Regions from separate parts of the Homo sapiens genome. Here regions 2, 3 and 4 are each linked to region 1. Evidence: chromatin loops called from intact Hi-C (ENCODE). Cell type or tissue: heart right ventricle. All regions are shown on one strand. Each heading gives the region's core, and the rest is flanking DNA. Links, peaks and the distances in the headings are about the cores only. Region 1 overlaps HSF2BP (heat shock transcription factor 2 binding protein). Region 2 holds the start of ERVH48-1 (endogenous retrovirus group 48 member 1, envelope). Region 3 overlaps NDUFV3 (NADH:ubiquinone oxidoreductase subunit V3). Region 4 holds the start of LOC124905026 (a long non-coding RNA gene).

Region 1 (7,852 bases), core at 1,458-6,457:
TGCATTTACTGGAATGGCTTCTTTTCTTTTTTTTTTTTTTTTTTTTTTGAGACAGAGTCTCGCTCTGTTGCCCAGGCTGGAGTGCAGTGGCACGATTTCGGCTCACTGCAACCTCCACCTCCCAGGTTCAAGCAATTCTCCTGCCTCAGCCAGGCTGGTCTCGAACTCCTGACCGCAAGCGAACCGCCCACCCTGGCCTCCCAAAGTGCTGGGATTACAGGCTTGAGCCACTGTACCTGGCCTGTTAGTACTATTATCATCCAAAATAAAAATATATCCAGGCCCCAAATTTTATAAAAAGTGTCAGAATAGTTCTAGTTCTATGGAAAAGGAAGTTATGCCACACAAAAAGTTAAACTAAGCAATTTTTAAGAAATATTAGTTTCTCTAATATTTATATAAAATATAACTGGCTAAAATGTAATAATCCCCAAATTAATTACATGTACTTCTGATTTAATACATCTATGTCCAACTATAAGATATTATGTACATGATTTTTTCCTCCGAGACTCTCATCGCTATGGTTTGTCCCCCTGCAAACTCATGTTGAAATTTGATCCCCAATGTGGCACTCTTGAGAGGTGGGGCCTAGTGAGAGGTGTATGGGTCATGGGAGTGGATTCCTCATGAAGCGATTAATGTGCTCTCTGGAGGGTGAGTGAGTTCTTGCTCTCACAGGAATGGATTAGTTTCCCTGAGAGCAGGTTGGTAAAGAGTCTGGCTTCCTCAGTTTCTCTCTCTTGCTTTCTCTCATCATGTGATCTCGTCACACAGCCAGCTCCCCTTCTGTCATGATTTGAAGCAGCCTGAGGCCCTCACCAGAAAAAGATGCCCAATCTTGAACCTTCCAGCCACCAAAATCTTGACATAAATAAACCTCTTTTCTTTATAAATTACTCAGCCTCGCCGGGCGTGATGGCTCACGCCTGTAATCCCAGCCCTTTGGGAGGCTGAGGCGGGCAGATCAAGAGGTCTGGAGATCGAGACCATCCTGGCTAACACAATGAAACCCCGTCTCTACTAAAAATACAAAAACTTAGCCGGCCGTGGTGGCGGCCACCTGTCCCATCTACTCGGGAGGCTGAGGCAGGGGAATGGCGTGAACCCAGGAGGCGGAGCTTGCAGTGAGCCGAGATTGCACCACTGCACTCCAGCCTGGGCGACAGAGCAAGACTCTGTCTCAAAAAAAAAAAGGAAAAAAAAAATTAATTACTCAGTATCAGATATTTTGTTATAGCAACACAAAATGAACTAAGATAATTATGAACCTTTATGTTGTAGGGCAGATTTTTAAACATAAAAGTTAAAAGATACCAAGTGAATGATCTACGTGTTAAATGGTTATAAAATCCATCTGTTCAACTACATTCCAACCCACTCAGAATACATACATTTACAAATACAATTTATTGAGGATTAAGAGTAAAAAATTCAGTCCCACTGCTTATCATAAGTGAAAGGCTGTAAGCCAGCCCCACTTTCTGGCTTGGTGAGAGTCTGTCCCTGAGCATGGTACCTTCTTCTCTCTTATGTTGTCGGCCTGCACGGTTTCCAGGCGGGCTTTAAAGTGCTCACAATCCATTTTCAGCTGCTCTAATTCTTGCTCTTTCCTTTCCAGGTCTAGGAGAAAGACATAAAATTACTCAAGATATTTCAAGTCACTAATCTCTCCCTAAGCATCTATTTTGCCCAGTCTTGACTTAGTAAAATGTGTACTGATTTCTTAGGTGAGAATATTTGCATTTCTTGACTTCTAGCCTGTCCTTGAATAACCAATATTCTAACAGTCCTGTTCTCTAAGTTCATCTCAGTTTTTAGCCCACAGCACAAAGGACTTTGGTTGTTTTCTGTTTTGTGTTTTTAAGGTTTCACTTTACTGCCAGACTAGTACTCAAGGCTTCAAGAAAACATGTTATTTAAAGGATGGAAGGCAGAGCTGAGAAGCCCGACTGTCTCATGGCACAGACTTGTCGCTACTCCATGAAAAGCAGAAGGCAGCTCAGGGAGTGCACGGCGCCAGCACAGGCTGATTCACAAAGCTAGTGTCACCCACTGGCAGACTGACTCAATGGGAACAACTGCAGTAGTAGGCACTGGAGGAGGGAAAGAACAGTGATAAAAATGAGAAAATGCTATAGTGAAAGAGTGGAAACTATGTAATACTTCCTCTCCACCGCACTCATTTAGTTGATGAGTCAACAACAGCCAACAAAAATCCCAAAAAAATCCACGTCAATAAATCAAGCAAAAGTACTATCAACTTTAAATTTAAAATTTTATGTTGCAGAAATACTGACACTCGAAAAAACAAATATATAATACAAATTTTTAAGTGTTTGATCTCAAAAGCTAGGAAATCATCAGTTTTTATGCCAACATATACCAAGATTTGAGGGTGCTAAGAGCTAATGGTCTAACTTCTTTGATTAAAGTAGCGATGCTTTAGGACAATGATTCTCAAACTTTAGCGTACATCAGAATCCCTGGAGGACTTGATAATACAGAGTCGGCTGGGTTCCATCCACAGTTTCCAATTTGGAACGTCTGGGGTGAGCCTGAGAATTTACATTTCTAACAAGTTCCCAGATGAGACTCATGCTGCCTGTCTGGGACCCACACTTTGAGAACTACTTCTGGGCGATAACCTGGTCTCTCATCACCAATAAAATAAAATGAACATGCAACACATGACCAGCAACAGCAAACAAGGGAACCCATCCACAGGAATGTGAAAAAGCAAAAAAATGGAGAGTAATGGAAGGCAGCTACCTAATATTTGTCACATGAAGGAATTTCACTTCTTTACACATTCCCTCTCCTAATCCTTGAACTGAGAAAAACACAAGGCAACTCTGGTTATCTGTTTCATTCTTGTACTGTCACTTGCGATGAGTGAGAAAGCCTCAAAGAGCCAGGCGCCTGGAAAACGGAACATTACTCCACCCTAGAGGAGAAAAAGCTCACAGACACTTCCTCAACTATCTGCAAACAAACGAGAAGCGGGTAGGGCTTTCGAATCTAGGGGTCTGAGAGGACAAGAGGAAGCCAGAATAAGACACTTGTGGGGACTGCTTAGAACCACACGTGTATCCCCAAAGCTCTAAAGGAAATGTTAAAAAGGAAGGAAGAAAGCAAGCTAGTCTCTAAATTTTCTAGAGACCCCGTCCTAGAAGAAAAATTAGAACCTAAAAGTAAATATTCAGACCAGCTAAACATCATAAAATTGGCTGGCAAAGCTTCTCATAAAATGCGTTTCTTAGGGGCCCGGCTCGGTGGCTTATGCCTGTGTAATTACAGCACTTTGGAAAGCTGAGGTGGGAGGATCACTTGAGGCCAGGAGTTCGAGACCAGCCAGGGTAAGACTCCCATCTCTTAAAAAAAAAAAAAAAAAAGTGGTTCTCAGAAATAGAGCAGAGTGCCTTTGGACTATTTCCTCTCCCTCAAATCACAGTTTCATTTTCTGCTCTTTTAAGAAATATTGTGCCACAATGACTTTCACTGGAATTCTTGATTTTATCCTAATCCCAGCCAAAAAATCAACTAGGAAGCACTATGCTTTAAAAACTACATACTTGCATTATTTGTAACAAAGTTAAATGGAAATACATTATTTATACACATACACACTACAATCATATGAAATACCACCTATGGTCACAGACAAAAATGAACAAACTGAAAAACTGAGATGAAATTTGTGATTTAAAATTTTTTCTTTGCATTTAACTGTTAAATTTGGCTTCTACTATTAAACGGTATATTACTCAAACATGGTAAAAGAGACAGGAAATCTCTACAAGCCTTATCATGTGTAAAAACCTGTGGGAATTAACTTTGACCACCCAAAACGGCTCTCTTGCATTACGGTAATTTCATAATCACTTGTTCCAGACAGCTGTATGCAACCCTAGTGTAAGTTAACATACCAAAGGGACAGGGTTAAAACATCCCACTCTACGATAGGCAATCTCATAGAATTCCAGTCAGTCATCAGGGAGGCCACACCCATCTACGCCAGGCTCCTGGGGAGGTGACAAGTGCCCTTCTGCTGTATGAGGCCGCCACCTTGTGGCCAGATGGGAGCATTGCTGCTGCCTCGGAACAGAACCCTGACCTTGCATTTTCAACTTGGCCCCACTGCATGCATGCTACCTAAAAGCACCCTGAAGGCAGGGATTTGCATAGGTTTTCTTCTATGCCCACCCTCCAAATGTCTATATGGAATATAGTAGGCAATACATAAATATTTGTCACATAAATTTATTTCACTTCTTTATACATTCCTTCTGCTAATCTTTGAACCAAGAAAAACACATGGCTACTTTATCTGTATGTCTCATTCTCATACAATAAGAATATATTACTTTTATATTTTTTTAAGCCCAGAGACAGAAATAATATGAACAGTGAATATTACAAACAACCTAAATCATAGACCATTTAAACATCTATGTATCTTCTGAAACAACAATTTTTTTTTTCCCCGAGACGGTGTCTCTCTGTCAGTGCAGTGGCACGATCTCAGCTCACTGCAACCAACGCCTCCCAGGTTCAAGTGATCCTCTTAACTCAGCCTCCCGAGTAGCTGGGACTACAGGCGCCTGCCACCAACCACGCCTGGCTAATTTTTGTATTTTTAGTAGAGATGGGGTTTCACTATGTTGGCCAGGCTGGTCTTGAACTCCTGACCTCAAGTGATCTGCCCATCTTGGCCTCCCAAAGTGCTGGGATTACAGGCGTGAGCTGCTGCACGCAGTCCATAATCCTTTCTTAATACAGGTCTAATAACATGAGAATGGCTGTGTCTCTTGATGCTCAATTTATTCACAGGGAGGGTACAGAAAGCTAGAAAGGAAAATAAGGGTTTCTAAAACACTAATCAAAGAAAACTGCACAAACGGCGTCAATTTATCTTACCATTTCTTTATCACCTGGTATGTGAGGTCAGGAGTTCAAGAGCAGCCTAGACAACATGGCAAAACCCCATCTCTACTAAAAATACAAAAATTAGCCCAGCGTGGTGGTACACGCCCATAGTCCCAGCTACTCGGGAGGCTGAGGTATGAGGACTGCTTGAACCTGGGAGGCGGAAGTTGCAGTGAGCCAAGATCACGCCAGTGCGCTCCAGCCTGGGCGACAGAGCAAGACTTCATCTCAAAAAAAAAAAAAAAAAAAAAAAACTAAAATCAATCTTGCTGAACTCAAATTAATTCTGTTGATTTCCCAAACCAGAGTCAGGGAATTTTGCTTTTCATTCACTGACACACATATATGACATGAACAGCAGAGCGGTCACGGGTGATATTAAAACACCACACACCTCTTCCGCCTCCATCTTGACCACCTTGCCACCTTCTCTGTCCATAAGCTCCCCAAGTGTTTTTTTTCCCTCTACTTTCCTATGTTCTGGACAATCTCCACCCTGATCTGTGCCCCAAGAGGCAGATGTGAAGACCCACAGTAACAAGGCTCCCTCGTCCTATGGCTTCCTGTTGGATGCAATAGCAGCCCCGCAGGAAACTGGAGGACTAGAGAAGATGACCAAGGATGGGACATGTCTCCCCACTCCATCCTCCCTGCTGGGCTTCATCCTCCTGGGTGAGGTCCCAGGTGCTGTCAAGCATCTTGTCTGGAGCAACGCCTCTCGCCACGTCTGGTACCTCTCTCCCTTCTGCTCCTTCAGCCCAGGGGAGGCAATGGCGCTCCACTCGTTAGTTCCCGGATGCTTCTTTCTCCAGGCACTGGTTCCCCCAACCCTGATCACACTTTAATCTCTTCACTTTACTCCGTTTACTCCTTTTGTTCCCTGCCAGGATATGGATGTGACACACTCTTCATGTTCTTTTATCTGGGCCACAATAAACTCCGAGTCAAAGTAATAATCCTTTTTTGGTGCTGACTCTTTGGTTCTACTCTTCATGGATATTTCTCAAGTTCTTATTTCTACAGACTACAAATAATTCTTCCCAGAACTGAAATGGGGGTACCCCGTATCAAACTCTCAGGAAATTAATCTCAAAATATCCTACACTTTAGAAATCACATAGCGCAGTGGTTTTCAAATCCTACTGCTAAGAATCTAAGAGTACCTGGGGAACAACTACAGTCCCATAAACATTCAATTAATATCTCCATTTTACAATGTTATTTACAATTTTTATTTGGAAGTAATTTCAAATTCACAAAAACTAATGCCAAAAAAAATTCCTGTTATCTCTCTTTACCCAGACTTACCTACTATTAACATTTTGTTTGCCTCATTTGCTCATCATTCATTTATTTAATTAAAAAAATTTTTTTGAGATGGAGTTTCCCTCTGTTGCCCAGGCTGGAGTGCAGTGGCATGATCTCAACTCATTGTCACTTCTGCCTCCTGGGCTCAAGCGACTCTCCTGCCTCAGCCTCCCAAGTAGTTGGGATTACAGGTGTGCTGACCGCGCCTGGCCTTTTGTTTGTTTTTCAGTTTGGGGTTTTTTTTATTTTTTTGAAAAAAAATTTTTAAATACAAAAATGAGCCGGGCATGATGGCGCGCACCTGTAGTCCCAGCTATTCGGGAGACTGAGGCAGGAGAATGGCATGAACCAGGAAGGCTGGGGTTGCAGTGAGTCAAGATGATGCCACTGTACTCCAGCCTGGGTGACAGAGGGAGACTCCATCTCAAAAAAAAAGAAAGAAAAATCTGTTGGTCAAATATCTCACCAGCGTATCATGGCTACACTAGTTCGCATTCACTGCTGATATTTTCAATGACCAAAACAAGGCTGGTTCACATTAACATCAAAAAACATATAAACAAATTTTAAAAGGTTAAAATTATTTAACATTTTAATTATTTCAGAAATGAGGCCAACATTTTAGGTGTGCTGTCAACATACAAAAATAATTCCAGCTCCTCTGAGACTGTCAGTGAATATCTGACTGCCACTAAGGTGCCAAATTGTCAAATGCAGCATAATGCATGAAAAGTGTTTTCTGTAAGACAATGAAGATTTAAACAGACTGAATGGCTTTTTTATTATTTCTCTCCAAAATGAACAATTGCCAATCAAGGAAAGCAAAGAATTGCTCGATCTTAGCGATTTAATTGTAAAACAAAAATATCTGACTCCTCTTATTTCAAGCTTCATATCAGTTTAATTAGAAAGTGTCTTCATGTTGCTAGGTGAACTACTTCAAAACCACCATCTGCAACTCCTTATCTGTGGGATTGTGTCTTCTTGCGACTTCACAAGCAAAACTAAAAACAAACTGGATGCTGAAAGTGATCATCCAAGTACCTTCCAAAATCCCTGATACTAAATTTGTGTTTTCATCGCACCACCTTCATTGTACTTACTGATTTTATAAGTCAATGTTCTAAAACTTAATTTTAAAAACAAATACCCAGAAGATACAGTTTTCATCTATTTTACATCTAGAACCATCATATACTATTATATAATTTTTTTTTTGAGACAGAGTCTCGCTCTGTCGCCCGGGCTGGAGTGCAGTGGTGCGATCTCGGCTCACTGCAAGCTCCGCCTCTGGGGTTCACACCATTCTCCTGCCTCAGCCTCCCGAGTAGCTGGGACTACAGGCGCCCGCCACCATGCCCGGCTAATTTTTGTATTTTTAGTAGATACAGGGTTTCGCCATGTTAGCCAGGATGGTCTCGATCTCCTGACCTCGTGATCCGCCCACTTCGGCCTCCCAAAGTGCTGGGATTACAGGCATGAGCCACCGTGCCCGGCCCATAAAATTTTATTTATAAAAAATAGGATTTTCCTAGTTTTAAACAAATTTTTGATACCCACTGATTTATTCACCACTGTTGGATGAATAAAGCACAAGAAGGGATGAAAGAAAACA
Region 2 (7,852 bases), core at 1,802-6,801, 720 kb before region 1:
GGGCTTTAAGGACAGAGTTGACCTTTTCAACTTAGCCTGAAGATTGAGGCCGGTAGGGTGTGTGGAGAACCCATTTTATTCCCAAGGATGTAGAGGCGCCTTGGGTGATTTGGCTGATAAAGGCAGGCCCGTTATCGGACCGGATGGATGTTGGGAGTCTGAAACAGGGAATTATATGCATGTTGAGAGTTTGTGTGATGATATTTGCACCTTCTGAAGTTGTTGGGAATGCTTCTACCCACCTGGAGAAAGTACAGACAAAGACTAGAAGATAGTGGAGCCATTTATGGGGCAGCATGTGAATAAGTCTACCTACCAATCCTGCCCGGGTACCTTGCCCTGGGCTTGGTGGGTAGGAAAAGGCAGTGGCCAGAGGGAACCCTGGGGTGACATTGAGTGGCAGATAGAGCAGGACTGGGTGACCTCTCGAACACGGCTGGAAAGATGAGGACAAATGAGGATAGGGCAGAGACGTTGCAGGACAGGTTTGTACCCGACGAGGACAAATGAGGATAGGGCAGAGACGTTGCAGGACAGGTTTGTACCCGACATGGAAAGAGTTGTGGAGGCTTTGGAGGACAGGGATTGTTTGAGAGTGAGGACAGCGAAGCGCACTTCCTTGACATACCGTGGTCCTTGTTTTTGAAGGTTTTGGGCTTGGCAGTCCTCCTTTTCTTCTGGGGAGTAAAGAGGAGAGAACGAGGACAGGGAAAGAAACTGGCCTTGCACGGGTTGTAGGGCCATTTGTTTGGCTACTCTATCTGCTAAAGCATTTCTGGCCAATATAGGATTGTCTGGGGTTTGGTGGCCCCTGCAGTGAATGATGGCAAGTTTCTGCGGGAGCCTGGCAACCTGAAGGAGCTTGCTGATGAGAGCATTCATGACAGGGGTGTTGTTTGCAGTTAGGAAACCCCCTTCTTTCCAGATGGACAAGTGTGAGTGCACTACGTGGAACACATAATGAGAATCTGAATACATGTCCAGCTGCTCGAGTGAGAGCTCAAGTGAGGACGATGAGTTCAGCCTTTTGGGAGGTGGTTCCTAGGGGGACCAGATTAGCTTCAATAGTGTGGGTGGGTGACACTATAGCATAGCCAGCATGTTGGCATCCTTGATGTAGGAAGGAGCTGCCATCTACAAACCAAGTAAAGGAGGCATCTGGAAGGGGTTGGTCTGTTAGGTGTGGAAAAGGTAAGAAAAGTTTGAACAGTGTCCACACAGAAGTGTGCAGGGTCTTGGGAGGTAGTGGCTTCAGGTAAGAGTGTGGCCGGGTTTAGACAGGAGCTGGTTAGCACGGTGATTTGGGGGGTTTCTATGAATAAAGCATACAGTTGGAGGAGCCGTGGGGCAGAGATGAGACTTAGTACGCTGCGGTGAGCTAGCATGTCTTTGATGCTATGGGCTGACTAAACTGTTAGGTTGGCATCAAGAGATAGTTTTAGGCTTTCAAGGGTGAGGACAGCAGCTGCCACCAGTGCTTGGAAGCAAGCAGCCCATCCGAGAACTGTGGTTTCGAGCTGTTTAGAGAGGTAGGCAACAACCTGGAGGGCGGGTCCCTTAGACTGGGTTAGAACACGTAGTGCGACTCCATGCCGTTCGTCAGGATAGAGGGAGAAAGGTTTGGTGAGGTCTGGGAGGGTGAGGATGGGGACTGGGGTGACAGACTTCTGGAGTAGGCAGAAAGGTTGGGTAATAGGCTGTGCAGGGTTTAAAGGCTCATGGAGAGGGCCTTTAGCAGCTTGGTATAACAGTTTGGCTAGTAGAGCGAAGGAGGGAACCCAGAGCCTGAAATATCCCGCTAGTCCTAGAAAAGAGAGAATTTCTTGCTTAGTTTGCGGAGGCGGGAGGGACTGGAAGAGGGATATGTGGTCTGTTATGAGCCCTTGGGTTCATGGGGTAAGAGCTAGGCCTAGATAGATGACTGAGGGGGTGCATGTTTGCGCTTTTTTAGGGGATACCTGATACCCCCACTCTGCCAGAAGTTTAAAAGAGAGATAGTATGGGCATTGCAGTCTTTTTGAGAGGGGCTACCCAGGAGCAGATCATCAAGGAGAGTGGACGGTTTTAGGGATAAGGTACAGAGGTCATGATCAAGGGCCTGTCCAAAAAGGTGGGTGCTGTCTCTAAAACCTTGAGGTAGTAGGCACCAGTGAGCTGATGTGAAAGGCGGGTGCTGTCTCTAAAACCTTGAGGTAGTAGGCACCAGTGAGCTGATGTGAAAGGTGGGTGTTGGGGTCTTCCCACATAACAACAAAGAGGTCTTGAGAATCAGGGTGCAAATGAACTGTGGAAAAAAGCATCCTTTAGGTCTAGGACAGAAAAATGGGTGGTATTGGAGGGAATTTTGGAAAGTAAAGTGTATGGGTTAGGGACTACTGGACATACTGGGAGTACAGTTTGGTTAATGAGCCTGAAGTCCTGGACTAAGTGGTAAGTTCCATCTGGCTTTTTAACAGGTAGAATTGGTGTGTTTAAAAGGGAGTTTGTTGGGCGGAGGAGGTGACTGGCGAGGAGGCGAGAAATGATAAGCTATAGGCCTACAAGAGCTGCTTAGGGGATTGGATACTGCTTCTGTGATAGGAACTGGGTGGGGATTTTAAGGGTAATGCAGAAGGGGGTGTGGTGTTTTGCAACTGAGGGTGTGGAAGTATCTCAAAACAGCGGGGTTAACCATGGATGGGGGATAAGGAAAGGTTGCATGTTTTAGGGTGGGAGGTTGCAGGAGTAGAAGAAAGTTAGAAGCCCTGGAGGGGTCTGGGTGGATGCGTTGGGTACTAGGGGAACGTGGGAGTGGAGAGTGGTGTGGAGTTTTGAAAGCATGGCTCTGCCTAGGAGTGGAGTTGGGCATGAGGGCAGGACTAAGAGTGAGTGAAGGAAGGCCGGGCGCGGTGGCTCAAGCCTGTAATCCCAGCACTTTGGGAGGCCGAGGTGGGTGGATCATGAGGTCAGGAGATCGAGACCATCCTGGATAACACGGTGAAACCCCGTCTCTACTAAAAATACAAAAATTTAGCTCGGCATAGTGGCGGGCGCCTGTAGTCCCAGCTACTCGGGAGGCTGAGGCAGGAGAATGGCGTGAACCCGGGAGGCGGAGCTTGCAGTGAGCGGAGATTGCGCCACTGCACTCCAGCCTGGGAGACAGAGCCAGACTCCGTCTCAAAAAAAAAAAAAAAAAAAAAAAAAAGTGAGTGAAGGAAAAGGCATGAAGGGAGCAGAAGGGTGGAGGGGGGCTCGGGATTTGGAGACCATCAGTTGTCCATCAATTCCCACAACAGAGACCTGGGAGGACTCGGTGAGTCCTGAAAAATTAGGTAAAGCAGAGTAGGTTGACTTGATATTAATTTTAAAAACATACTGGCCTACCTGCCATTATCAGGGTTACCCTTGGCTCAGATGAGGCAATGGTAGTTGCCGGGGTGTCCGTTCCAGGGCACTGTCAGTCTTCAGCGGCAAGGCCGATGAGATCGAGTAGGTTTTGGCCGGCTCAGGAAGGGATGGAGGCGGTCCTTGCAGGGGCCGCTCACAGTCCGACTTCCAGTGGGGTCCTCTGCAGAGGGGGCACGGCCTGGGGGGCTTACCTGGGTTTGGGCATTGCCTGGACCGGTGGCCTTCATTGCCACACTTGAAACAGACGCCAGGTGCAGGTGGCTTGCTAGGAGGCTCCCGTGTGGAGCTGCGGCCCCGTGGGCCTGCAGGGCCTCCCGATGGCGGAGGCAAGCATTCGAAACTCTGCCTGTTTTTGCCTTTCACTTTCTTCATCACAATTATTAAAGGCTTTGAGGGCTAAATTGAGAAGGTCTCGTTGTGGGGTTTGAGGGCCATCGTCAAGCTTCTGAAGCTTGAGCTGGATATCAGGGATGGGTTGGGAGATGAACCGAAGGCTTAAGATAGTGGTTCCTTCTGGGCTGGCTGGGTCTAGGTTGGTATATTTTCTCATGGCTTCCATTAAACAAGAGAGGAAAAAGGGCTGGGTTTTCGTCAGGACCTTGGGTGATTTCTAAAAGTTTTTCATAGTTTACCGCTTTATGGGCACACTTTTTGAGTCCTGCAAGGAGACACACAATCATGTGGTCTCGATGGCAGCATCCAAAGGCCCCATCTTGATAATCCCAGTGGGGGTCCTGGCTGGGGACTGCCTCTGTGCCAGCAGGCTGGGCGGCAGCTTGGTGATGAATTGTATCAGCATGTGCCTGAGCTAGGGTCCAGATACGGTCCCAGTCTTCTGGGGTGAGCGTGGAAGAGAGGATAACGTAGAGGTCATGCCAAGTTAGTTCATAAGACTGGGTGAGGTACTGAAACTCTCTAATATAAGAGGCAGGGTATTCTGGAAATAAACCGAGTCTTTTGTGAATTCAAGAGCGATCAGTGAGGGAGAAGGGAACATGAACTCTAATAAGATCTTCAGTTCCTGCTACTTCCCGAAGGGGGCATTCTAGCACAGACGCTGAAGTAAGGGTGGGGCATGGGCCAAAAGCAATGCCTGAATGAGTATAGGCGGGAAAGAAAGAAAAGCCGGAAGTGGTTCCTGCTGAGGGTTTGAAGGGGGAAGGAGGGTTGAGTTAATAGGCAGCAGAGGATAGATAGGAGCGGAAGGTGGCGGGGTGGGTTTACAGGCCTCAGGAGAGAGCGGTGGGGGAGGAGAATGGGTACAGGCAGTGCAAGAATTGTCCTGAGGAGAGGATGGTGTAGGAAAAGAAGTGGATACTCTTGGAGGCAGTGCTGGCTGGGAAGACAAAGAGGAGGCTTAGGGGGTTAAAGAAGACGGTTGAGAGGAAGAGGCAGGGGCTGGAAGGGGTGGACAGCAGTTGGCTGGATCCAACAAGGAAAAAGAGTTAGGGTCGGGAGGAGAACGGCGATCAGGGCGGCGAGAATGGAGGGGGAGGATTTGAACAGGTGAGCAAGAGCAGAGGCCAGGTTGTAATCTGAGTGTGAACAAGGCCTGGATATAAGGAATTTCTCCCCATTTTTCCAGCCGTCAGCAATAATTGCTTAAGTCAGTTAAAATTGTAAAGTCGTATGTTCCATTTGTGGCCCATTTGGACCCACTGTCCAATTTGTACTGTGGCCAGACTGAATTGCAAAAAAAGAACAAGGTGCTTAGAGGGATATCTCGCCTGAGGTCTAAGGTTTGCAGGTTTTTCATGAGGCAGCCTAGAGGGCTGTCCTTTGGAATGGAAGACTGGGAATTTTCCATAATGGAGGGTAGGCTCAGGAGAACGGGAAAAGCAGACCGTCCTGGACAGCCGGAGGGAGACGATAAAAGGAGCGTTTGTCACCGCTGCCTTTTTCATTCCCAGAATGGGATCAACTGGCTTAGAGTCCCCCTAAGACCAGATGATCAGCGAGTGCCTGGCACACACCTTAGCATTTTTTTTTTTTTTTGAGACAGAGTCTTGCTCTGTTACCCAGGCTAGAGTGCAGTGGCGCGATCTCTGCTCACTGCAACCTCCACCTCCCGGGTTCAAGCGATCCTCCTGCCTCAGCCTCCCGAGTAGCTGGGATTACAGGGGCCTGCCACTGTGCCCAGCTAATTTTTGTATTTTTAGTAGAGACGGAGTTTCACCATGTTGACCAGGCTGGTCTCGAACTCCTGATCTCGTGAATCCAACGGCCTTGGCCTCCCAAAGTGCTGGGATTACGGGCGTGAACCACCACGCCCGGCCATGCCATAGCCTTCTTGGACCCATGTTGGATTTTGGGGCTGGAGAAACCAAGAGAGGCCGTGCGGATTTTTCCCTGTTAACCGGGCTCCCAGGAAACTTACCAGTAGGCGAGATCAGTGACCGATGTGCATGCACAGAGAGGCGACTAGAGGCTGAGGAGCTTCCTTTGTCCGGCTGCTGTGGCCTGCTTTCCCAGATGGAGGGGTGGTAGGTCCACTGGGGACGTGGACGGAAGCCCCTCGCAGGTTTCAGGGCCAGCCCCAAGGCTCTTGCATTGGTTGGAACCCGGAGAGCGCGCCAACAGACAACACGAGGCGGTGTGGAGCAACACACTGTTTTAATAAGCACCTGGATGCAGACAGACTGAGGCCTAGAATGGCATCAGCCCCAAGTGAGGAGGGGGCAGGGCTTTTATAGTTCTCTGTAAACAGGAATTGTCCCAGCCTGACGTGACTGCTATGTAGTACGCGGACGGCCTCCCCCTTGATCTTCAGAGAGTATGTGTCTTCCAGCCAGCTCTTTTCCTGCCTCTGCTATCTTGCTGCTGGTGCAAGTTTGAGCGTTGGGACTGGGCCTGAGGAGGAGGAGTTACTCATTCCCTCAAGCTTTCAGGCCCCTGGGAGAATCTTTCAATCAGGACTTCCTGAGGCGGTGTCACAGGTCCCTGCCCAACCTTGGCAAAATAAACTTTCTAAATTAACAAGAGACCTGTCTCAGCCGGGCACGGTGGCTCACACCTGTAATCCCAGCACTTTGGGAGGCCCAGGCGGGCAGATCACGAGGTCAGGAGATCGAGACCGTCCTGGCTAACACGGTGAAACCCCGTCTCTACTAAAAATACAAAAAATTAGCCGGGCATGGTTGCAGGCGCCTGTAGTCCCAGCTACTTGGGAGGCTGAGCCAGGAGAATGGCCTGAACCCGGGAGGCAGAGCTTGCAGTGAGCGGAGATCGCGCCACCGCACTCCAGCCTGGACGACAGAGCGAGCCTCCATCTCAAAAAAAAAAACCTGTCTCAGATTTTCCACATCCGCACCCAAAATGGCATCAAACTCCTGGCCTCAAGTAACCCATCTGCCTCGGCCTCCCAAAGCGCTGGGATTACAGGCGTGAGCCATTGTGCCTGGCCTCAAGTGGGATTTTTTTTTTTAATTCTGAGACAGAGTCTAACTCTATTGCCCAGGCTGGACTGCAGTGGTGCCATCTTGGCTCAGTGCAACCTCCATCTCCCGGGTTCAAGCGATTGTCCTGCCTCAGCCTCCTGAGTACCTGGGATTACATGTGCACGCCATCACGCCCAGCTAATTTTTTTTTTTTTTTTTTTTTTTTTTTTTTTGGTAGAGATGGGGTTTAGCCATGTTGGCCAGGCTGGTCTCAAACTCCTGACCTCAAATGACCTCAAATGACCTCAAATGATCTGGCCTGCCTTGGCCTCCCAAAGAGCTGAAATTATAGGCATGAGCCATCCGCACCTGCCCACAAGTGGGTTTTTTGTTTTTTGTTTCTTGGTTTTTTTTTTTTTTTTTTTTTTTGAGACGGAGTCTCGCTCTGTCGCCCAGGCTGGAGTGCAGTGGCGCGATCTCGGCTCACTGCAAGCTCCGCCTCCCGGGTTCCCGCCATTCTCCTGCCTCAGCCTCCCGAGTAGCTGGGACTACAGGCACCCGCCACCACGCCCGGCTAATTTTTTTGTATTTTTAGTAGAGACGGGGTTTCACTGTGTTAGCCAGGAGGGTCTCAATTTCCTGACCTCGTGATCCGCCCGCCTCTCCTGCCGAAGTGCTGGGATTACAGGCGTGAGTCACCGCGCCCGGCCAACAAGTGGATTTTTAAAGGAAAAAAGAGGCAGTTGCTAAATTCCTCGCCAACAATTTACATTAAAATACATAAGCGATTTATTGGCTTGTTCTTTGTATCACAAATTCCACAAATTTAGAAACGTGATTGTAATGAGTGAAGCAGGTATTCAGGGACTACATGGCTAAACAATTGCGCTGGGCATGGGTGGAGGGCACGAGTGAAGTCCCGAGCTCAGGTCTCTCTGTGCAAGCCTAGCAGAGCACAGAACGCTCTGGGCTATCTTTTCACCTAGGGAATACTGTGGGCGGGACAAATCTGGGGTTATAGACAAGCTGGGGACGGCTGTGCCTCGCTGGGGGACTGACACAGGCAGCCAGTGTGTGAGCCCAAAGCT
Region 3 (7,852 bases), core at 1,247-6,246, 730 kb before region 1:
GCATTCAGTCTGGGTGACAGCGTGAGACTGCATCTCAAAAAAAAATTTTTTTTTTTAAATATCAAAATTGAAAACTAGTATTGTGGTCATCTGCCTCAAATTGTGTTACCACACGGGAGACTTAGCAACTCAGCCAGATTCTTCTAAACACATTTTTTATAATAAAAGTGGTAAAACTACATTACCAAAAAGAAAATAGTAAACTTACCTAAAATCCACTATGCTAACCCACCCTTTTTTTTTTTTTTTTTTTTTTTTTTTTTTTGAGACAGCCTCACTCTTGCCCGGAGGAGTGGTGCGATCTCAGCTCACTGCAGCCTCGTCCTCCCAGGCCCAAGCAATCCTCCCATCTCAGCCCACTTTGTAGCTGGGACTGTAGGCACTGGCCACCATGTCCGCCTAATTTTTCTATTTTTTGTAGAGACAGGGTTCAAGAGATCTGCCTGCCTCGGCCCCAGAAAGTTCTGGGATTGCAGGCGTGAGCCCCCATTCCCAGCCATTAACATCTTACAGGATTCCCCAGTGGTGGTGGTAGGTGTAACCATTTTAATGTACCTACAACTTTTCTATCCTGCTATTTGCATTTTTTGGTTTTTCATTTAATAGTTCTCAAGCTGGGATCCGTGGAACTACTGTGATGGGCGGTGATGCTTTGGAAATGGAAATTCCCTTAATATTAAAATGAACATGAATATATTTTGATTTGCATATATTTTTAAGATAAAGCATGAGACTTGTATAAAGTTCTTTCCTGGCTGGGCGCGGTGGCTCATGCCTGTAATCCCTGCACTTTGGAAGGCTGAGGCAGATGGATCACCTGAGGTTGGGAGTTTGAGACCAGCCTGACTAACATGGTGAAACCCCCTCTCTACTAAAATTACAAAATTAGCCGGGCGTGTTGGTGCATGCCTGTAATCCCAGCTACTCAAGAGGCTGAGGCAGGAAAATCACTTGAACCCAGGAGGCAGAGGCTGCAGTGAGTGGAGATTGCAGCATCGCACTACAGCCTGGGCAACAACAGCAAAACTCCGTCTCAAAAAAATAAAGTTCTTCCCTTAGAACTAGTCCTGTTGGGCTAGTCTTTCTGGGATTTTGGTTTACTCTCCTCCACCCATTGGAAGGGCTTAAAACCGAATAGCCAGCACCAAGCACAGCTCTGCATTTTGTAGCTATCACTGCAGATGATTTCTTGATAGTCCATCTGGTGGCAATACAGTGGTCACCCAAGGGGCCATTGTTTGGGTCTATGTGATTTCCCACGTTCTGTTGGAGGCCGGGCGCAGTGCCTCACGCCTGTAATCCCAGCACTTTGGGAGGCTGAGGTGGGCAGATCACGAGGTCAGGAGATCGAGACCGTCCTGGCTAACACGGTGAAACCCTGTCTCTACTAAAAATACAAAAAATTGGCCAGGTGCGGTGGCTCACGCCTGTAATCCCAGCACTTTGGGAGGCTGAGGTGGGCAGATCTCGAGGTCAGGAGATCGAGACCATCCTGGATAACACGGTGAAACCCCGTCTCTATTAAAAATACAAAAAATTAGCCGGGCATGGTAGCGGGCGCCTGTAGTCCCAGCTACTTGGGAGGCTGAGGCAGGAGAATGGCGTGAACCCAGGAGGCGGAGCTTGCAGTGAACCGAGATAGCCTCACTGCACTCCAGCCTGGGCGAAAGAGCAAGACTCCGTCTCAAAAAAAAAAAACAAAAAAAAAATTAGCCGGGCGTGGTGGTGGGCGCCTGTAGTCCCAGCTACTCGGGAGGCTGAGACAGGAGAATGATGTGAACCCGGGAGGCAGAGCTTGCAGTGAGCCGAGATTGTGCCACTGCACTCCAGCCTGGGCGACAGAGCAAGACTCCGTCTCAAAAAATAAATTAATTAATTAAATTAAATAAGTGGGTGTTTTAAGTGCTCAGCTTCCTTGGTTCTACCACCTTCTCTCCCTGACCCTCCTTCCCTTTCCCCCTGACCTTGGCCTTTATTCTAGAACGGATCTGAAGCAATAGGATATAAAAAATTCACAACTGCTAAAACAGTGTTCCTTCTAGTGTAATTTTCACCCTTAGAGACCTGTCTGTAATAAACATTATTTGAAATGCCTACTATATGCTAGGCACTATGCCTCGGCCACGGGTTCAGACGTGATCGAGACAGCCTGCCTTCTCTGAGTGTATGGCCTGGGAAAGGGGGCAGCTGAGAGACAGATGCATGGCGATGTGCCGGATAACAGACGTAGAAGGCAGAGGCAGGGGAGCTGTCTGGGGAGAGGCAAAGATGGGGATTCATCAGAGAAGGCTTTGAAGGACATGATGCCTAACCTGGATGTCGAAAGGGATTTTGCCAGGAGCACAGGGCACTGGTGGAGGGAGCCCTGCGGGGCAGTCCTCAAGGCCTCCGGATGGGTGTGAGAGGCACCGGGGCTGAAGCAGCATCTGGGTTTGAGGAAGCCACAGCCCCTTGGCTCTCCACTGCAGTCTCAGAGCAGCCTCAGGCTGAGTAAGTGGCTGAGGCCAATCCTTTAGGAAACGGCACCACGCCTGGCTAATTTTTGTGTTTATACTAGAGTCAGGATTTCACCATTTTGGTCAGGCTGGTCTCAAATTCCTGGCTTCAAGCTATCTCTCCCCCTCAGCCTCCCAAAGTGCAGGGATTACAGCAGGAGCCACCGTGCTGGCCCATATATGCCATCTTTCAACTGCCTGTATTCAGAGACTCTCACCTCCTCAAGCCCTTCGTGGGAGGAAAACTAGACAGTGAAATCCAGCCAAACAAGAGATGAACTAACATTAAAAATTCAAAAATTGGGCCAGGCACGGTGGCTCATGTTTGTAATCCCAGCACTTTGGGAAGCCGAGACAGGTGGATCACCTGAGGTCAGGAGTTTCAGACCAGCCTGGCCAACATGGCGAAACCTCGTCTCTACTAAAAATACAAAAATTAGCTGGGCATGATGGCGGGCGCCTGTAATCCCAGCTACTTGGGAGGCTATGGCAGTAAAATCGCTTGAACCTGGGAGGCAGAAGTTGCAGTGAGCCAAGACCACGCCCTTGCACTCCAGCCTGGGCAACAAGAGCGAAAGTCATCTCAAAAAAAAAAAAAAGAAAAAAATCAAGAATTGAAGGCCACAGTAGTACTGGGGGAGACCTTAGAACCTATTTGCCTGTGAATTAAGGCTAAACAACTATGGAGATTACAAGACAGAATGAGAGTGTTATAAACCCTAACAAGTAAACAGAAGATAAACCAAGAACCTGGAGGACACAAATAGGAACTTGGGAGGTAGCCCAGGAGAACTCCTCAGCTCATCCTTCAGAGCAAATGAGTCAGTACTGTGCGGAATAGACACTTGGCAGGATGGAGATGAGAAATGTAAAATAGAAACTTGGAGGCCGGACGTGGTGGCTTACACCAGTAATCCCAGCACTGTGGGAGGCCGAAGTGGGCAGATCACCTGCGGTTAGAAGTTCGAGACCAGCCTGGCCAACATGGTGAAACCCCATCTCTACTAAAAACCCAAAAATTAGCCAGGCATCATAGCGCTGGCCTATAATCTCAGTTACCTGGGAGACTGCGGCAGGAGAATTGCTTGAACCTGGGAGGCGGAGGTTGCGGTGAGCCAAGATCATGCCACTGTACTCCAGCCTGGGCAACAGAGTAAGACTCCATCTCTAAATAAATAAATAAAATAAAATAAAAAGCAACTCTTGGCCAGGCACATTGGCTCATGCCTGGAATCGCAGCACTTTGGGAGGCTGACATGGGAGGGTCACGAGCTCAGATGTTCGAGACCCGCCTGGGCAACATAGTGAGACCCTGTCTCAAAATAAATAAATAAATAAAAATAAAGAAGCAACTCTTTTAGCATTATAAGATAGGGCAGAGGAAAAAAAGAAAAAAGAAACAACTCTTCTTACCAAAAAAGGTTGAAAATATCCCTTCTGTTGTCCCCGCCCACAATGTCTTAAACCTAGCAGGTGCTGACCTAAAGGAAGAAGCAGGGGTGGCCAGGCGCGGGGGCTCACGCCTGTCATTCCAGCACTTTAGGAGGCCGGGCGCAGTGGCTCACGCCTGGAATCCCAGCACTTCGGTAGGCCGAGGCGGGCAGATCACAAGGTCAGGAGATCGAGGCCATCCTGGCTAACACGGTGAAACCCTGTCTCTACTAAAAATAGAAAACATTAGCTGGGCATGGTGGCAGATACCTGTAGTCCCGGCTACTCAGGAGGCTGAGGCAGGAGAATGGCATGAACCTGGGAGGTGGAGCTTGCAGTGAGCCGAGATCACATCACTGCATTCCAGCCTGGGCAACAGAGCGAGACTCTGTCTCAAAAACAGAAAACAGAAGCAGGAGCAAAACTCGTGCAAGTGGAGATTCTCTGGGCCAAGTTTATGGACTGCAAGCCAGGAGCACTGACTCAAATGGCCCCGAATATCCATGCTGTGATTAGCTGCAGTTACAAGTGGCATTTTGTTGTTTTGTTTTTGTTTTTTTGAGAAGGGGTCTCACTCTGTCCCGGCTGGAGCTCAGTGATATTTTGTTGTTTTTCTTTTTTTGAGAAGGGGTCTCAGTCTGTCACCCAGGATGGAGTGCAGTGGCTCGATCTCGTCTCATTGCAAGCTCCGCCTCCTGGGTTCAGGCGATTCTCCCACCTCAGCCTCCAGAGTAGCTAGGACTTCAGGCGTGCACCACTATGCCCAGCTTTTTAAAAAATTTTTTGTAGAGATGGGGTTTCACCATGTTACCCAGGCTGCTCTCGAACTCCTGGACTCAAGCAATCTGCCTGCCTCAGACTCCCAAAGTGCTGGGATTACAAGCGTGATCCACTACTCCAGGCCTAAAAGTGGGTTTGGTTTAGTTTGTTTGTTTTTTTTGAGACAGAGTCTCGCTCTGTGGCACAGGTTGGAGCGCAGTGGCTCGATCTCGGCTCACTGCAACCTCCGCCTCCCTGGGTGTTTTGTATTCTTAGTAGAGACAGGGTTTCACTATGTTGGTCAGGCTGGTCTCAAACTCCTGACCTTGTGATCCATCTGCCTCAGCCTCCCAAAGTACTGGGATTACAGGCATGAGCCACCGTGCCCAGCCTAGTTTTGTTTTCTTGAGACAGCGTCTCAGTGGTGTGACCTCTGCTCACTGCAGCCTCTGGCTCCTGAGCTTAAGTGATCCTCCCATGTTGCCCATGTGAAAGAAAAATATTTTGGGCCCCAAAATCACTAAGGAAAAGTCAAGCTGGACACTGCTTAAGGGAAACCTGCCTCCCATTCTATTCAAAGTCACTCCTCTGCTCACTGAGATAGATGCATATCTCATTGCCTCCTTTGGAAAGGCTGATCAGAAACTCAAAAGAATGCAGCCTCCAGTGTCTCACCTTTCTGTGCCCAGCAAGCTCCCTCCCCGCTTGGAGTGTTCCTGCCTTTGCTTCAAGTTGTCCCACCTTTCCAGAAGAACCAAGGTGCTTCTTACATATATTGATTGGTGTCTCATATCTCCCTAAAATGTATAAAACCAAGCTGTGGCCCAACCACCCTGGGGACATGTCATCAGTGCAAGGCTCTTGCATTGGTTGGAACCCCGAGAGCGCGCCAACAGACAACATGAGGCGGTGTGGAGCAACATGCTGTTTTAATGAGCGCCTGCATGCAGACAGGCTGAGGCCTAAAATGGCATCAGCCCCAAGTGAGGATGGGGCAGGGGTTTTATAGTCCTCTGTAAACAGGAATTGTCCCAGCCTAACGTGACTGCTATGTAGTACCAGGGCGACCTCCCTCTTGATCTTCAGGGGGTACGTGTCTTCCAGCCAGCTCTCTTCCTGCCTCTGCTATCTTGCTGCTGGTGCAAGTTTGTACCTTGGGACTGGGCCTGAGGAGGAGGAGTTATTCATCCCGCAAGCTTTCAGGCCCCGAGGAGAATCTTCCATTCCTGTCTATTTGGTTATAGAAAAGGGGAAAGGGACGACTTTCTCAATAACTACTTCAGGCGTGACATAGGGGTGGCGTGGGCACCTTGGAAAAAGAAAAACTTAATTTTTGGGGTATTCTTGAGAGACGGGTTGGTATCCATCGTGCCGCTGTAGCAGGAGCATCATCTGGATTGTCAGGAGGTTAACTGTAGTTTCAACAAGAGTTTTAATGGGATACCACAGGGGAGAAACAGGAGGACCCCAGTGATGAAAATGACTGTCCCCACCAGCATTTTAAATCCTCCTAAATTAGAGAACCACCCTCCTAGAAGGTTTGCTGGGTCCCATCCCTCCCAGGTTTGGACTGGTACACGGGCTACTTTTCTGATGTTTGAAGCGATTTCCAGAACCTCTTCTCCATTATTGCCTATGTTAAGACAGCAATTGGAGATGTTAAACTTACCACAGCCCGCACCCTCTTCTGCTAATAAGTAGTCTAGGGCCAGCCTGTTTTGATAAATTGCCGCGCGCATTTGGTTTTGTTGTTGCGCGAGCATTTCTAGGGCTGAGGCAGTTTGGTTAGTGATTATCTCTAGAACAGCTTGTAGTCTAATCGCTCTATTTGGCATATATATGGGAGTGCGATAACCCCATGAACCATCCTCTGCCCAAGTGGCAGGACCATAGTATTCAATGATCCGTTGCAGAGGCCACTCGTCCTCTCACAATCTTTGGCTCCCTCCTACCTCCAAGGATCATTTTTCTCTGGTTATCATACACAGGGACTCTGAGGGTGTTGCCCGCCTGCTTCGGAAGTAAAAAGAATCCAGGTTGAATTGTGCCTAGGAAGCAAGTACCTTGCCAGTGATAAGGTAGCTGTGAGTAAGCCTGGGTTCCCCATATCCACAGGAATCCGTCAGTGGCAGTCCATTGTCAGCTGGTGTTCCTAGGATTGTCGCATAGTACACTTAGGCGGAGGTATGCGGCATAAGGGTTAGTGGTGTTCGTACAGTACCAGGCCTTTTTTGACAAGACACAATTGAGGTAGCTTAAGTTAGAAGGAGACCAGGCTCCAGGGGGTAACCTTGGCCACCACTCAGCTATGGAGGCATTGACTGTTAGGGTTTGGTGACGGGTTTTCACCTACGGCGCGATGGGTTTTATCAGTCCACTTGCGGGATATGCACACCGTCCCTCATACTGGGTTGGTAAGTGTCCAGGACTGCGGGCATTCCTGAGGAGTGAAAGTGAGTCTGGGGTTTTGGGATGCCTGTAAGTAAGGGGGAATGTCTATCCCGTCCCACAGCCACTGTTCACTCATAAAGCTCCCCCGCATACCCAACAATTGGACACATTCATGGTAAGCACAATGGTTCTCCTAGATCTACAAACAGATTTTTTCCTGGCTTAGGAAGGGATGCATCTGCTTATAGTTTTTGTATAAAGGAATGGAAATGCCGCGGGCGATTTTCAGGGGGAGTTGTTGGTTTTGAGGCTTTGGCTTTGGCTATAATCTGTTCTCTCTTTATGTCCTCAAGCACCTGAGTGTTTACTCCCCATTGTCCAATTTTGGTGAAGCAAAGCCACTGCTTCCCTCTGGGGCAAATAGCCCCATTACGACTGCCACATACTCCTAGATTCTTTACTTTATAATAACTCTTTCCTGATTCAACACATTCCTCGATTAAGTTTCCATAACAGGATCTTTCTATATGAGTATGGTAAGTAAAGTATTGTTGCATCTCCCCTCTGTAGTGCAAAGACTGATAACACTCACGGCAGCTCGGAGGGGCTGCTGTGGACAGCAGGACAGCTACTGACAGTATTAGGATCGTGGTGAGGGATATTCCCATATTAAGACTTTTGGTTGGAAGAGAGGTATAGAAAGTGGTTGGGTAGATACAGGCCATTCCTGGAAGCACGTGGTTAGTCTTCCTTGTGTTTTGGTTTTAAGAAAAAAA
Region 4 (7,852 bases), core at 1,847-6,846, 330 kb before region 1:
AAAGACAAAAGCATGAGAACCCTCTGTCAGTGAGGAGTAGGAGAGAGGCTCCTAACCGATTACTGGTGTGAGCAACTTGTGATGCCTTCTTTGAAATAGGTATAGAAACGTAGAGTGCACACACCCAGCAGCTCTGCAGATAGGTGCACACAAGTGCTAAATAACATATGCACAAGTCTACTGACACAGCTTTACCTGCAAGTTGTCAAAAGCTGGAAACTGCTCCAACATGCCCAGATAAGAGTCTGGAGAAATAAATCATGCTACACCCAGACAGTGGGATTCGTGTCAGGCAGCTGTTAAAAAGCGGGAGGTGGCTTTATGTGCAGCAATGCACAAATTACTGCTTAAAGCAGGAAGCCAGGTGCAGCATGCAGAACACTCCCTGGGCAGCAGCACCTCTGGAGAGGTGCGTGAGTGCCTGGGGCTGCCATAACCAAGCACCACAAACCGCCTGGCTTAAAACCTATCCTCTCACAGTGCTGGGGCCAGAAGTCCAAAGTCACAGTGGCAGCTGCACCACGCCTCCTCTGAGGCCTCCCAGGGAGAACCCGTTGCTTATTCCAGCTCCTGGTGGCTCCAGGTGGCCTCTGCCTCCATCTTCACATGACTCCTCCCTGTGTGTATCTTCTCCCCCTCTCTTCTAAGAACACTGTCATTGGATCCGGGCCCGCTCCAATTCAGGATGACCTCACCAGAAGGTCCTTAATGACATCTGCACAGATCTTTTTTCCAAATTCAGTCACATTTATAGGTTCTGGGTGGATGCATCTTTTAGGGGCTCACTATTGTCTCCCTAAAAGAAAGAAGCGGAGGCAAAATTAATCTAAGTGGAGAGTTTATTTGGGCCAAGCTTGAGGATTGCAATAGATTCCATTTGCCCTGGATCTACACTCTGATGAGCAGCAGTTCACGTGGCTTGTAAAGGAAAGTGGGGGTCAGGGAGTCGGCTGATACCAAGTTTTCTATCAGGAATTCTCATTAGTTTACAGAAATAGCATTGATGAGTGATTGGCTGTATGTTGTTAAGATATAGGGTGTGGGTTACGGTGTCCAGTGGGGCATTACTGGGTTAATCCGTAGCTACTTGTGGCAACAGGAAGCAGTTTCCAGACATGAACACACAGCTCAAAGCAGGGAGCAGGGTGTGACCACTGTCTCATTTTAAGGTCTCTCTGCGCCTGATAATTAAAAGCACTCACATTCCACAGGCAAAACTTTTTTTCTCACCATTTAAACCATTACTGCTGGAAACAGAGGTAAGGAAGAGATCATGGCCTGCCCTCTGAGATTTTATACCATGCCTGGAATGACCTATTATCAAAATAAGTAGCTGGAGCTATTCCATGGCAATGAGGAGGTCTGTGCATAAACTGTCTCCCAGTGGAGGACCGGCCACACCCACACCCTCCCATGCTAAGGACGGGCCCAGAGCCCTTGAGGGGCACCTTGACCCCCCAACACCACTCTGGAGCTGGGCTTCCTGTCTGCTTGCTGCTCTTATATCATAAGTAGAGAGATCATCTCTTTCTCTCTCTCTCTCTGTCTATATATATATATATAAATTAAATCTCTTATTTCTAACAGTGCAAAATTCTTTATTAATGCCAACATTTTTCCACTTTATGGTAACTCACTCATCTATTATTTTAGTTGGCCGCCCCACTCCATAAACACACACACACAGGCGCGCTGGCCAGGTGAGGAAACCACAGGGCAGTAGCAGGTGTGGGGACAGGCACCCAGTAGGTGGGGCAGGTGCCCTCCTCCCTCCGTAACAGGCGGGTCCAGGAACAGCTATGCTTTTCTGGCTCCCACTCAACTCCCCCACCCCCAGCATTCCCAGCAAAGGGCTTCTCCCTTCCCCATGGGGCCCCACAGATTTGCATGTGAGTGACCCAAAGCTAGGTCAGTCATAGGCAAACGGGTCTATGCAAATATTCTGTGTTAGCCAGATTGCTTCTGCGAACTCAGGGTTTTCTGGTGTAGCCATCTCCTTCCTGGGCCTTCTGTGAACTCAGGGTTTTCTGGTGTAGCCATCTCCTTCCTGGGCCTTCTGTGAACTCAGGGTTTTCTGGTGTAGCCATCTCCTTCCTGGGCCCTTTGGTCTGCTCTCCATTTGTCCTGAGAATAAACCCTGCTGCCCCACCCCCCACCCCAGTGCCCACCCCCGCCCCCAGCACCTCCTCCTGATTCACCGAAGTCAGGGTTGCACAAAATCCTTCACCTGTGAACCTGCGTCCTTAAACGTGCAGCCTGGGATGTGGAGGGGAACCTGGGGAGGTTTACACATTTTCCCAGCCAGACCCGCAGTATCAGTGGTTCTCAACCAGGGGTGGTCTAGACCCGGGGACTTCCGGTGAGGTCTGCACACAGTCTGGGTTGCCACACTTAGGAGGGGAGGGGCACCATTCAGCATTCTGCAGTGCACAGGACAGCCCCTGCCAGAAGGAATTTTCCAGCCCCAAATGTGAGCGGCATGAGCCAGGGCCTGAGTGTCGGGGCTGATGGTAAAGATATCCCCGGCAGAGAGGGTTAAATTCTTCCAGGGGAGTTCAGAGGGTCCTGTGCTTCTCTGTGAGGAGCGTGTCCCCCTTCGAGGCAACCCTCCTAGGAGACAGGCGGGGGTCCGTTCTTGTTGATCATCTCACAGAGCTGGAGAACTACAGTTATCCTGGAGGCCAGATTGGAGGCCTCTCTCCACCCAGGCCGTGGTCCGGCTCACCTGCTGCCCAGGGAGGGTGCTCACATGCACGCCCTTGGAGCCTGTTCCGCCGGGACCCTTTGCCCCACAGTGACCCCGTCTGGGTTTTCCTTGCCCTTCTCTGGACTCAGTGGTCCCAGCCCCTCTGAACTTCCCCTGTTATCTTCTTGGGACTTACCAGTTCCATTCTGAGTCCCACATTGTGGCTGGGGAGACTCGTATTGGGTGGAGCTTCAAAGCTGGTGTGACCCTGGGACAGAGGAAGGCTCTGGGGACTTTGCAGTTACGGAGACAGCCAGAAAGCCACAGTCCCTTCTCTCTACACACTGCGGTGGAAGACATGGCCCTTCCTGCCAACGTGCACCTCCCCTGGGCTCCTGCAACATCAGGGGTGGTGAAGGCACCCCCCTCCAGGAACCCTGGCCTGGTGGCCTCAGGGCACGGGGGCTTCTGGGAGCCAGAATCCGCAGACCCTGACGGCCCCAGAGTGGGGAGGCCCTGCTGGGCCCGGAGATTCTTACAGACCCCGGAGGGAACAAGAAGGCTTCTGGGGCCTCAAGTTAGGTCTTCCTTCTCCTGGTGTCTGAGGCTTCTAGAACATTCCAAAAACAAGACAGCCACAGAAGCTGGTGGTCTTGATTGGTGTGGACTTTGAGAGTGTGGCAGGATAGCAAATCCTTCTGGCTTTTGTGTCCTCCTGTAATACTCTTCTTTGTGCAATTTCTTATTGTTGGCAGGAAATCTCTTTTTCTCATGAAAAAACATTGCCTCCCCCGTGGGGTTCCGCTGTGGGGAGGCCCCTTCAGAAGGTCGGCAGGAGGAGGAGGCGAGGTGGGGCTGCCCAAGGCCACTGTTGAGGGTCCCCCACCCCTGTCCCTGGTTGGCACTGCACTGGGGTATTGGTCATACAGTGGGGGGGCACCTCCCGGATCGTGGCGGGGGCGGGAGATAGAGGCTCGTAGGGTGGCAGAGCCACAGGCACAGCACACAGAGATGCCCTGGAGGGGCTCTGGAGAGAGGGGCCAGAGTTGTTTTTAAAAACACGTACAGGCCGGGTGCGGTGGCTCACGCCTGTAATCACCTGTAATCCCAGCAGGCCGGGTGCGGTGGCTACGCCTGTAATCCCAGCAGGCCGGGTGCGGTGGCTCACGCCTGTAATCCCAGCACTTTGGGAGGCCAAGTTAGGTGGATCACCTGTGGTCGGGAGTCCGAGACCAGCCTGACCAACATGGAGAAACCCCGTCTCTACTAAAAATACAAAATTAGCCTGGTGTGGTGGCTCACGCCTGTAATCCCAGCTACTCGGGAGGCTGAGGCAGGAGAATTGCTTGAACCCAGGAGGCGGAGGTTGCAGTGAGCCGAGATCACGCCATTGCACTCCAGCCTGGGCAACAAGAGCAAAACTCTGTCTCAAAAGAAAAAAACATAAAATAAAAACAAAAACAAAACAAAAACAACAACAACAAAAAACCACACAAATAATTTTCGTTGCTGATTATAAAAAAGAGCTGAGTTTTGGAGTCAGATAAGAGTGTTCTAGTGGCAGGAAGAGGGCAGCACTTGCGGGAAGGCAGGCGCTTTCCGACAGCAGGGTGTGTGAGGGGAACACAGCAGGGCAGGTGGCTGCAGCCTGGGTGAGCAGGGTCCTGCGACCCACCCAAGGGGGCTCCTGAGTGAGGGTCCCCAGCCACTGCCAGAAGGCGCCTGAGGCTAACGGTGTGGAGGACGCCTGGGGAGGAGGGAGACTGGGAGGGATGCGCCTTGGAGAGAAGCACCCCCTTGAAGAGCTGCAGGGGCCCCTGTGGGCAGCGGACAGGCAGCCAGGAGGGAGGCTGGCAGGAGGGGCAGAAAATGGGCTGGAGCTCGGCAGGCGGCTAGTGAGGGATGGGGGCCCTGATGGTGCCTCCCACATTTCTCTTGGGGGACTTAGCGTGTGCCCTGGCTTTTTAGCTTGGGTTGTGACACCATTCACCATGCCTGGAATTTGAGGGCAGGACAGGAGTGCGGGGTGGGGGCCGAGGGACCTCAGCTGTGGAGGTTGGGACGCTGCAGGCTGCCCAGAGACTGTGGGGAGGCTTTTGGGACTTCGAAGCTATGGGGAAGTCTAAGCAAGTTTACACTTGTGTGTGGCCGTGGGGAGACCGAGGCTGAGGGCTGGTGCCCATCCTGCAGGTGCAAGGTTAACCTCTCCCTGCTCACAGGGGCCTGGCAGCCTCGGCACCCAGGGACGATGGCCCAGCCGCCCCAGGGACCACTGACTGCCGGCGGGCTGGGCGCATGCTCATGAGAGCAGTTACTTTGTGCATCTGCGCGAGAACCACAAGATGGGATTTATTGGTTCCATTTCAGTAGGAGGAAACTGAGGCTCAGAGAGGCTTCGCACTTCCCCTGCTTGTGCTTGGAGGTGGAGGGCGCAGGATTCCAGGAGGGACTGGCCGGCCCCTCCCACTGAGGTTTTCACCATCTGCCCCTACCCCGGGCAAGACATCTGCCTTGGGAGTGGGGTCTGGGCTGGGGCCGGTGGAGCTGAGAGAGTAATGAGCAGCTCCCAACGCAGAAGGAGAAATGCGTGAAAACATGGAGCCCCAGTTGTCCCCGAAGTGGTGGAGGGTGTCGGGGGTGTCGGAGGGGGGCAAACCCGCTGAGGCATGGGGAGCACCAGAGAGGTGGGGGAGCGGGAGGGGGACACTGCCCAGGATGGCAGAGGCACCAGAGGGGGTCTGAAACCCTTCCAGGCAAGCTCAGGACCCCTGAGTCCAGCTGAGTCCCCAGCAGCTGCACAGAGCTCAGGGCGGGGGCCAGCAGCCGTGGAGCTGGGGGGCTGAGGGAACATCTGCAAGGACGTGCTCCACCCAGGCAGACGCCACAGGACATCTCTGGACCCCATGCAGCCAGGCCAGGAGGCAGGATCCAGGCATGCAGCCCCTGGGTGACAGACACCTGGGCACCAGGGCGAGAGGCATCAGAGCCAAGGGAACCTCCTGGCAGCCACTGCCACCTAGACACTCCCGCAGGTCCCTGAAGGGCCTCTGCGAGGGTGAGTCTGTTCTGCTTGGGGTCACCCATAGAGACAGGCCCACAAACGGGCCCACAAAAGATATGTTCACGTCAAATCCTCGGAATCTTTGAACATGACCTTCTTTGGGAAAATGGGTTTTGGAGATGTAATTAAGTTAAGGATCTTGAGATAAGGTCATCCTGGATTATCTGCGTGGACTTTACATCTAACGACAGGTGTCCTTCAAGAGACACAGACACAGAAAAGAAGGCCATGATGATGGAGGCAGAGATCGGAGGGCGCAGCCACAAGCCAGGGAAACCTGGTCTCCTCCACCAGGAGCTGGAGGAGACCAGGAAGTATTGTCTACGGCCACGCATTCTGAATGTGCTCAGTTTCGCCTAATCTTGGTGAAACCAAGGAAACATCCTCCCCTGGAGCCTTCAGAGGGAGCACAGCCCTGCTGGCATCTTGGATATCAGGTCTCTAGAACTGCGAGAGAATCAATTTCTGTTGTTGGTTTTGTTTTGTTTTGAAGCAGGATCTCACTCTGTAGCCCAGGCTGGAGTGCAATGGTGCAATCACCGCTCACTGCAGCCTCTACCTCCCAGGTTAAAGTGATCCTCCCACTTCAGCCTCCTGAGTTCCTGGGACCACAGGCACACACCACCACGCCTGGTTAATTTGTGTGTACGTGTAGTTTTTGTAGAGATGGGGTCTTGCTATCTTGTCCAGGCTGGTCTCAAACTCCTGGACTCATGCCATCCGCCCGCTTTGGCCTCCCCATGCGCTGGGATTACAGGCGTGAGCCACCGCACCCAGCCAATTTCCCTTGTGTTAAGCTGTGTGTGTGATAATATGTTAGGGTGGCCTCAGGAAACGCCCACCTAACTTGGGAAGATGAGAACAGGGAAATCTATACCAGCTTGTGCGTGAGAAGTTTCAGACACAATAATTACTCAGATGTTCTTTCATGGGAAATCAAAGCAGAAGACATCCGAATGTTCAGGGTTTAGATGTAGGTTCTGTCCCTGAATGTACTGCAAATCAAAGACAAACGTGGAGGGCGATCTGGCCCAGCCAGAACATCAGGTCGTTCCTTATGCTGCTCTATCATCAGCTCTCCGTGGAGCCAGGTGGCTGCTTGGGCACTTGAGCCAGCAGGAAAGAGGAGAGGATGAAGGAAGGACGTCGTCTGCCCCAGCTGCTGTAACACACCGTAGGTGGTGGCTCGAGCCGCAGGCATTTCTTTCCCCAGCTCTAGAGGCTGGAAGTCTGAGATCTGGGCCGGCGAGGTTGTATTCTGGGGAGGGCTCTCGAATTGGCTTGCAGATGGTCATTGTCTTGTTGTATCCTCAGATGGCAGAGAGAGGGAGCCCTGGTGCCTCTTCCTCTTCTGAAAGGGCGCTAATCTCATCAAAAGGGCCCCCTCATGACCTCATCTAAATCTAATTATCTCCCAAAAGCCCCATCTCCAAATCATGCCACATGGGAAGTTTGGGCTCCAATGTGAATTTGCAGGGGACACAGTTCAGTGCACAGCAGAGGGCATGGTCCTGCCTGTTAAGGATGCTTTCCGGAGGTTGCACACAACACTTCTGCTTAAAATTTGGGCACCAAAATTTAGGCACATGGTCACAGCTGGCTGCGAGGGGGAATGGGAATTGTATCCAGCTAAAATTAAGGAGTTCATATTATGACGTGCTCCGATAAGAGTAGGGATTCAGACTTTCCCCATGTCCCTTCGTTGCTTCATGCCTCTTCACAGTCCTTCATATCGATCCTGCCGTCTCATGGTCCAACGTGGCTGCCTGAGTACCTGTCATCACCTCTGCATTCCAGCCAATAGACTATGCCTCACTTAGTCCTGATGTAGTGTGAGGAATGCAGTCTCTTATCTGAATGCAGTGTGTCCAGTGAAAAGCTGGGGTTCTTGTTATTCAGGAAGAAGGATGGAAGGGCTGGGGGTAGTTAGCAGAATTTTGCCCACTGCCCTTATTGCCCCAAGGACTCTGGGTAAAACACTGACATGTAAACTGCCCTCCTGTTTGATCATTGGCTGCTCAGAGTCCATCCCTGCAAAGCCCACACCATAAGCTCCCCAAGTGCATGAGTCACGACTTTTCTTCTTCTTGCTCCTATAGGGTCTA

The links. Hi-C counts contacts between places; a loop is a spot of excess contacts. Peaks named below come from ENCODE experiments on the same cell type or tissue, not always from the same donor. Only the 100,000 strongest peaks of a DNase experiment are listed, where the experiment ranks them.
Region 2: it touches region 1 in a loop (5-fold over the local background); 15 of 110 quality-filtered maps call a loop at or near these places.
Region 3: it touches region 1 in a loop (4-fold over the local background); 16 of 110 quality-filtered maps call a loop at or near these places.
Region 4: a loop joins it to region 1, with 4 times the contacts of the local background. A loop is called at or near these places in 12 of 110 quality-filtered maps.

The regions. Positions count from the first base shown.
Region 1 is chr21:43,642,770-43,650,621 of GRCh38, forward strand. HSF2BP (heat shock transcription factor 2 binding protein) reads right to left here. Exons shown (of 9, transcript NM_007031.2): 4 at 1,520-1,623. Among named protein-coding and RNA genes, the nearest start is that of HSF2BP, 13 kb to the right of the region's middle. In heart right ventricle, for the core only: CTCF peaks have their summits at 2,962, 3,164 and 4,067 (motif pointing left); DNase peaks (open chromatin) are centred at 2,946 and 4,052; H3K27ac peaks cover 1,465 bases.
Region 2 is chr21:42,919,582-42,927,433 of GRCh38, forward strand. It overlaps ERVH48-1 (endogenous retrovirus group 48 member 1, envelope), which reads right to left and starts at 6,049. Exons shown (of 2, transcript NM_001308491.2): 1 at 5,765-6,049. RefSeq lists enhancers at 6,184-6,705, 6,706-7,227. In heart right ventricle, for the core only: a CTCF peak has its summit at 4,424; a DNase peak (open chromatin) is centred at 4,510; H3K4me3 peaks cover 537 bases.
Region 3 is chr21:42,911,206-42,919,057 of GRCh38, forward strand. NDUFV3 (NADH:ubiquinone oxidoreductase subunit V3) reads left to right here. Exons shown (of 4, transcript NM_021075.4): 4 at 1-2,094. It overlaps ERVH48-1 (endogenous retrovirus group 48 member 1, envelope), which reads right to left. Exons shown (of 2, transcript NM_001308491.2): 2 at 5,598-7,852. The coding sequence starts at 7,801. The coding sequence ends at 7,319. Among named protein-coding and RNA genes, the nearest start is that of ERVH48-1, 10 kb to the right of the region's middle. RefSeq lists enhancers at 3,559-4,066, 4,067-4,573. In heart right ventricle, for the core only: no CTCF peak of the experiment used is centred there; no DNase peak of the experiment used is centred there.
Region 4 is chr21:43,311,082-43,318,933 of GRCh38, forward strand. LOC124905026 (a long non-coding RNA gene) reads right to left here and starts at 3,061. Exons shown (of 2, transcript XR_007067887.1): 1 at 2,883-3,061; 2 at 1-796. RefSeq lists enhancers at 1-453, 454-954, 2,870-3,633. In heart right ventricle, for the core only: CTCF peaks have their summits at 4,239 and 4,447; no DNase peak of the experiment used is centred there; H3K27me3 peaks cover 435 bases.